Regions from separate parts of the Mus musculus genome. Here region 1 is linked to region 2. The links are chromatin contacts, found by Hi-C in ENCODE. All regions are on one chromosome and are shown on one strand. The core of a region is the stretch at or near the end of the contact, and the rest is flanking DNA. Distances in the headings are between cores, read along the strand shown.

Region 1 (3,865 bases), core at 486-2,985, 300 kb after region 2:
GCCCTCCATGGTAATCTCTTTGTGATTGACAACCACATCCGTTAACTTTGTGTTTCTAGAACCTGAGCACAGTGCCTGGCTGTTGGGACATTGCAGGGTAGTGGGGAATGAGGAAGCTAAGCACTAGTCTGAGGCTTCTAGGCAGTCAGAGGACATAGAAGATATCAAAACAACAGAGGTTTTCCTTTATATATTTGCCTCTTGCTAACAAAAAACTTGAAATCCTTTGAGTGGTAGTGAGGTAGTTGTGTTGGCCTAGGCTGTGAATCACTTCCTGTGAGCATAAAGATAAGCAAACATCATATCTAAAAGCAAAATAACCTTAACTGGCCCACACAGGAAACCACATTTCAGTTTGGCATCTGCTCTTAATCAACCAGTTTCAAAGCAGTGAAGATTTGGATCGAGATTGAGAAAGCAAAACATTGCTCACACAGCAGATAAAATTCTTCTCTGGCTCAATCTTCTAATAGATATGATTACCAAGAAAAGCTCCTCATGGAAAAAACTATTACTGGGCAAATTCTCCATTCTTCTTCATTTCTCCTCTGTATCAACAGTATACTGTCAGACATCAAAGGGTGCCTAACCCATGGTTTTTAACTTAGTTCACTTAGGTCACTATTTATAAACATAAGGTTTAGTAGCCTCTGAGGGTGGCTCTGACAAGCTGCAACTAACTCCCAATCATCTCCCTTGAATTTTAGGTGAGAAAATGTGGACATGGATACTTTACTTTCTCCCTTTTAGATTATAATCAAATGAGCTCTTCACAGCTCTTGGACCAAGAAAGACCTGATACAGACATTTTGTATTGACCAAAGCTTGACTATCATTTTGCTGAATACTTACACCCTAGAATGGCTTGCAAGTTGGAAACTATTACTGTATCAAGTTATGTGGGTTTCCTCTCTGCTGCACATTTTATGTGAAATTTGTCAATGTTCAAGCTTTGTGTATCACAGACCATTTAAAGTGAAGAAAGAAGCCCTTCAGATCACAATGTTTACCTTCCCCCAAACTAAGCCATAGGAATAAAATACATGAAGTACATTGCAGAACACCTATGTTGCAGGTTTTTTGTATCTATCTTATATCAAAACATGACATTCTCAGCACTAACTTTCCTTTAAAATGTTTTCAAACAAAGACAACATGTCTTCTGGCTACTGTTCTAAATCACTCTGGTTATGATTTTCCTCCCTGCTCTAAAATGAAACTTCAAGTTTTTGAAGAAAAAACAACATAGAAGATCTCCCCAATTTCATCTCATCTCACCTCAAAAACTTCAAGCATTAGAAACCACCATATACAGTAAGCAATTCAAGTGGCATAATAATGTAAGCTTATGAATACTTAGGCCCAAAGAGATATCAGAAAATAAAACACCAATTAAATCAAAGTATTTCTAGCCCAGTTGCCTAAGGGAAGTGCTGATCTAAATATTTGTAAACACATCACATTTTAAAGTTACTAAAGGGATGTGTGGAGACTCTCAAAATGCTATGTGCCTTATTAGCTGATTTAGAGCTGTTAAAAGTCATAAATCTTACCTTTTGAAGGCAGTGTCCCTCAGTACTTCAGGTAGAATTCACTGATTATCTTTTAGGTGGCCAGCACAGCCTGTAACCCAGAAGTCTATGTCTATTTGTGTAAAAGGAGAAGTGAAGAGAGAAAAAATACAATCATGCTGTGACGACAGGAAACCCAAGCGAGAAGAGTGAGGAAGTGAGACTGAGTGTTCTCTCTTAGGCTCAGATAGTCAACTGTTCCTCAGTGAACTTGCAGAGGCTTCCACTCCCAGCCTATTCTAAGCTGGTTTCTGGAAGCTAAAGAAGGTCTGACACACCAATCTGAGTTCTGGTGAACTTTACAGTAATTTGAGTGATATTTCCTGGCCATAGAACAGTGCTTCTCAATTGAAGCAGCAACTACAAAATACCCGTGGGTCTGTTTCTGTGTATGTGTCCCCACCGTTTGACCACAAACTATACTACTAAACCATACTGACCAAGCCAGCATGGTACTGGAATGAAACCATACTTGTAGATCAATATAGCATAGTAGAGGACACAGAGATAAACTTGTGTAGGATTGAATATCTACTTTTGGACAAAGGTGTATCAAAACATGAACTAGAAAAACAAAAATGCAGCTGGAGAGATCGCTCAGCAGTTAAGAGCACTGACTGCTCTTCCAGAAGTCCTGAGTTTAATTCCCAGCAGCCACATGGTGGCTCACAACCATCTATAAATGGGATCTAATGCCCTCTTCTGGTGTGCCTGAAGACAGCTACAGTATATACATATACATATACATATACATATACATTATACATATACACACACATACACATACACATACACATACACATACACATACACATATACATATACATATACATATACATAATAAGTAAACAAATCTTGTTTAAAAAAAAACTATCTTGGGTATTCTAGGTTTCTGGGCTAATATCCACTTATCAGTGAGTGCATATCAAAGGATTTCTTTTGTGATTGGGTTATCTCACTCAGGGTGATACTCCAGATCCATCCATTTGCCCAAGAATTTCATAAATTCATTGTTTTTAAAAGCTGAGTAGTGCTCCATTGTGTAAATGTACCATATTTTCTGTATCCATTCCTCTGTTTAGGGACATCTGGGTTCTTTTCAGCTTCTGGCTATTATAAATAGGTCTGCTATGAACATAGTGGACCATGTGTCCTTTTTACCAGTTAGAACATCTTCTGGGTATATGCCCAGGAGAGGTATTGCTAGATCTACTGGTAGTACTATGTCCAGTTTTCTGAAGAACCGCCAAACTGATTTCCAGAGTGGTTGTACCAGTTTGCAATCCCACCAGCAATGGAGGAGTGTTCATCTTTCTCCACATCCTCCCCAGCATCTGCTGTCACATGAATTTTTGATCCTAGCCATTCTGACTGGTGTGAGATGGAATCTCAGGGTTCTTTTGATTTGCATTTCTCTGATGATTAAGAATGTTGAATATTTTTTCAAGTGCTTCTCAGCCCTTCCATATTCCTCAGTCAAAAATTCTTTGTTTAGTTCTGTAACCCATTTTTAATGGGGTTATTTGAATTTCTAGAGTTCAGCTTAGTGAGCTCTTTGTATATAATGGATATTAGTCCCATATCAGATTTAGGATTGGTAAAAATTCTTTCCCAATCTGTTGGTGGCCTTTTTGTCTTATTGACAATATCTTTTGCCCTATAGAAGCTTTGCAATTTTATGAGGTCCCATTTGTCGATTCTTGATCTTACAGCACAAGCCATTGCTGTTCTGTTTAGGAATTTTTCCCCCGTGCCCATATCTTCGAGGGTTTTCTGCACTTTCTCCTCTATAAATTTCACAACTTCCAAAACACAAGAAAATCAAGAAGGAAGACCAACGCATGGATAATTCATTCCTCCCTAGAATAAGGAATAAAATATCCATGGAAAGAGTTGCAGAGACAAAGTTTGGAGCTAAGACGAAAGGATGGATCATCCAGAGACTGCCCCACTTGGGGCCCATCCCAGAATCAGCCACCAAACGCAGACACTTCTGCAAAATTTTGCTGAAAGGACCCTGATATAGCTGTCTCCTGTGAGGCTTTGCCAGTGCCTGGCAAATACAGAAATGGATGCTCACAGTCATCTATAGGATGGAACACAGGGCCCCCAACGTAGGAGCTAGAAAAAGTACCCAAAAGCTGAAGGAGTCTGGAACCCTATAGGTGGAACAACAATATGAACTAACCAGTACCCCCAGGGCTCCTGTCTCTAGCTGCATATGTAGCAGAAGATGGCCTAGTTGGCCATCATTGGGAAGAGAGGCCCCTTGATCTAGCAAACTTTATATGCCC
Region 2 (3,821 bases), core at 349-2,848:
TCTGTTGGATCTTGAGCCTCAGCCCAAAGGTCTTAGTTACTTTTCATTGGTCTGGGATTTCTGACATTGCTGGTCCCTTGTTTCTCCTGATAAAGCAGGAGGAAATGGAGTGAAAAGCCAGCCCCAAGGACTGAGGAAAAGACATTTCCTGAGCTTCTGGGATGACCAGGAAGATGACTCTGGCCCCCCAAGCCATTTGCTCGCCACCCATCCCACTCCACCCACTACCTCTTCCTACCGGGAGATGTTTACTGTGTAATACACCAGAAGGCCTGAGCCTGGATTTGGAACTTTTTATGACGTTCACTTTGTACAGATCCTGTTCATTTTCAATTGCCTCCGAGTGACTTAATGCCTCGGTTTTCCTTTCTGTACTAGGCATGCTCTTGCTCCGTAAGGCAACCAGTAAAGATTATGCAACATGTCTATACAGGCTACAAGTAAGACACAAGTACTTTCTGTGGTGTCTTGCTTCCCCGTTCTCAAGATCCCAACTCTCATCATCTGTACTATGATTGCTGCTTCCGCCACAAGTCAATGTTGGGTTTCTGAGTCCTGCATTTTACCAGTGCCACAGTTTCAGTGCTCTTAGGAGTAGGGTGACAGCCTTCCTTCTTACCATAGCAACACACTCCCTCCCAGAGGGCTGCTAATTCTTTGCAGGAGTGGCAGACACAGGCACCAGATCCTTTTACTTCTTCCCTCCCCATTAAGTTACTTCTGGGCAAAGTCTCCTTCCTCTTATCCTGTACATTTCCTTATTCAGGACTTTCTGTTTAATAACCCAGGGTATCAGCGACTACTTTTCTCCTCTTCCTCAATCTCTAGACATAGTACTGGGCCTGCTGTTTAGCTTGTCCTGGCCCAACCAGAGGAAAGGCTGAGCAGGGGTAGGGGAGGGGTGAAGATGCTCTGTACCCCTACAGCTGCTGATGCAACTAGGCTCCTACTCTAAGCTGGGGACGATTTCCCGAGTCATTGCTTCCTTTTAGTAAAGATGGTGAGAGAAAGGATTCTTCCGGAACCCTGGAATAGTGAGAGAGATTTATGCCTTAGATCAGGAAAGATTGCCAGGGAGGAGTGGGTGAAGTAATCACCTTCACAGCTATTCTGTATATCTGGGCCTCTCAGAGGTGGGCCTCTCCTGTTACAAGTTATTAGTACATTTAGAGAATGAGTGGGCAAGTCTACTTATCTGAATCAGGGCAATCTGGCATCTTGGCTGCAAGAAGTGTTCAGTCCTGGGTTCCTGAAGATCCTTGATGTTTTAGATTCGCCAGTTGGCCTGGTGGGACTTTGCAGCTCCCGACGATTGCTTGAAAAGGTGATCGTGAGCAGTGGAGGATGAGGGATGTAAAATACCTGTGCTGTGCCCCACGAGGCACTGGAGTCCATAGTCTGATCTTCACAGGCATCCCTCGCTGCCTGGGTTTGTAAATAAACTCACCACATGGTCTGCAAGCACTGGAATTGAAAGCCCTTGGCCCAGAAGCAGCTGTGCCTTGAGATGTTTGCTCATGACCTTTTCTGTTACCACACCCTGGGGCTCTTGGGAGGAGCCAAGAGCTGAGTTGTAGTGCCAGGATGCTGCTTCTGTCAGTGCCCACACTAAGCTGCCTCGTGGGTCCTTTCACATCCTTCTTGCTCAATTACGGAGTACACAGGATGGAAACTGCTCTCTGCCTTTGGGAGACAGCGTGTGGCTCAGCTCAATAAAGTTGTGATTGGAGACCAAGGCAGAAGGCACTTTCTCAGGCTTTCTGTGGCCAGCCTGAAGGAGAAAGAACATCCATGCCCCCAAAGCTCAGAATGATGGAAGGACAAGGGGTAGGCCGAACCCTCAGGCTGCTCCGAAATCGCTTGCCACGACTTCGAGCAGGTCAGAACTGGATTGCCTACTTCCTTTTTCGGATGATCTTTTTATGGGCTGATTCCTGCTGTAGTGATCCTCTTTTTCCTTTATATGCTCAAACCCACATGGCCCCCATGTGGTCAAGCCAGGAGGATTGCCTTATCAGTTTGCAGAGCTAGTCCCGTCTGTTGCAGAGGTCTTGCTATAATTACCAAAAAATGCCCTATGGGTCTACTCTGATTATTTAGTGCAAATTTACTCAGGGCTCACAAAATACCCAGAACTGTTGCATCAGGCAGACTATACAGTGTCAGGCATCAGGCCTCCAAGAACCTCCACAGCATGGCATGGCTCCTCGGTTCTACATCAGTGTTTTCTTTTCTTCCTGTGTCACTCCACAGTTTCAAGTTTCCCAGGGCAGGTATGGAAATTGCCCCCTTGGCTCTGATCCTGCCTGGTGGTGCCTGGTCAGGCTTGGCACTGTAGCCTTGAGGCATGGTTGTTGCCCAGATTCTCGCTCGCACTACAGAATGGAGGAGTGGAAAGAATACTCAAGAGACCCTTGCATCTCCATTTTAGGACAATCCCAGAACAATCCTGGGGAAGCTGTCACAGAGCCAGAAAGGATCCAGGAGCATTCTCCATCTAGCTTTGCTGGAGGCCAGCACTTCTTTGAATACCTTCTTGTTGTTTCTTTAAAGAAAAAGCGTTTAGGGGATGACTATGAGCCCACGATCACTTACCAGTTTCCCAAGGTAAGGATGGAGGGAGAAGTGGGGCCTGAGGATGGAGGTGGGAGGACGAAGGTGTGTTTAAAAGGTAATAGAGGAGTTCTATGTCTTACCACGCTGCCTGGGCTCTAGCCCTGAGCTCACTGCTCTAGTTTCCTTTGTAGCCCAGCCCTAGTTTTCTGTAATCACCCAGAGAATCTAGGTCTGACTGCTTTGTGAAGGACTGACTGAAACTCTGGAGCAGGGAAACAATGCTCTTGCCCCTGTGGGAAACCTTCAGTTCTTCCAAATTCCACCTCAGTCACCTTTTCCTACAGGAAAACTCAGCTTCTGCTGGAACTACTAAGAAGGGATGGCCTTCCTGGTTGTGTGGTAGAGAATCAAGCAGGCCCCCGACTCAAGCACAGCCTAAGATCAGTCTCCCAAAGTATTAGATCTCTTCTTGCCTGATCATGCACTGGGTGAGGCGTAATGTCCCCTTCTTACCAGCCTCTCTTGTTAGAAGGTTTAGCAACTGGAAGGGTTGCTTCTTTTCTATGATGTGGTTTCTCTCTGATGCCACCCTCTCAGGAGGTTGGTCCAGCTGACCTTTCTAATCTTCTTTTTGAATATGTAAATCCTCAGGATACTGAATTCCAACCCAAGGTTACATTGATGTGGCCCAGAACAAATTGCTTTCTCTTTGAGGTTCTTCCAGCTAGACTTAGAGTTCAGACTGTATGGTACCAACCAAAGGCACCTTTGTACCCCATGTTGGTCAGAAAGAAGGCTGACAGGCTTCTGACCTCTGCTTCTTTGCCTAAATTCCACTGTCTTTTCCTGACAGAGGGAGAACCTGCTCCGAGGTCAGCAGGAGGAGGAGGACCGGTTGCTCAGTGCCATCCCTTTGTTCTGCTTCCCTGATGGAAATGAGTGGGCACCACTCACAGAGTATCCCAGGTAACCACTCAGCCTGCAGGAAAGGGTATCAGATTTGGATAGAAGGGCAAATGCGTGGCTCTTGTCCCCTCACCTGGTATGAATGCTGAGTTTTTGCCAGGGAAATATTTTGCTTGGGATCCTTTAGACAAATGATTGAAGCTGTGACTTGACTTTCTCTCTGAAGACTTTAAAGAGTCTCTTACCTCTTCCTAGAAGAAGAAATTGCCTTTTAAAAATGTTTTTATTTATTTATCTTTTTCTACTCTGGACTGGAGAGAAAGACTTTGGCCTCTACAATAAGGAAATGGTTCTTGCTT

What was found. Hi-C counts contacts between places; a loop is a spot of excess contacts on that map.
Region 1: a loop to region 2 is called in a map of T-helper 17 cell, with 2.4 times the contacts of the local background. The contact joins the promoter of Cd53 here to the promoter of Dennd2d in region 2. A Hi-C loop is called at or near these places in 2 of 37 maps with a recorded cell type or tissue (T-helper 17 cell and regulatory T cell).

The regions. Positions count from the first base shown.
Region 1 is chr3:106,788,414-106,792,278 of GRCm38, forward strand. Cd53 (CD53 antigen) reads right to left here and starts at 1,736. Exons shown (of 8, transcript NM_007651.3): 1 at 1,554-1,736.
Region 2 is chr3:106,484,442-106,488,262 of GRCm38, forward strand. It overlaps Dennd2d (DENN/MADD domain containing 2D), which reads left to right and starts at 1,599. Exons shown (of 12, transcript NM_028110.2): 1 at 1,599-1,879; 2 at 2,432-2,607; 3 at 3,410-3,522. The coding sequence starts at 1,792. 2010016I18Rik (RIKEN cDNA 2010016I18 gene) reads right to left here and starts at 1,472. Exons shown (of 2, transcript NR_033207.1): 1 at 1,363-1,472.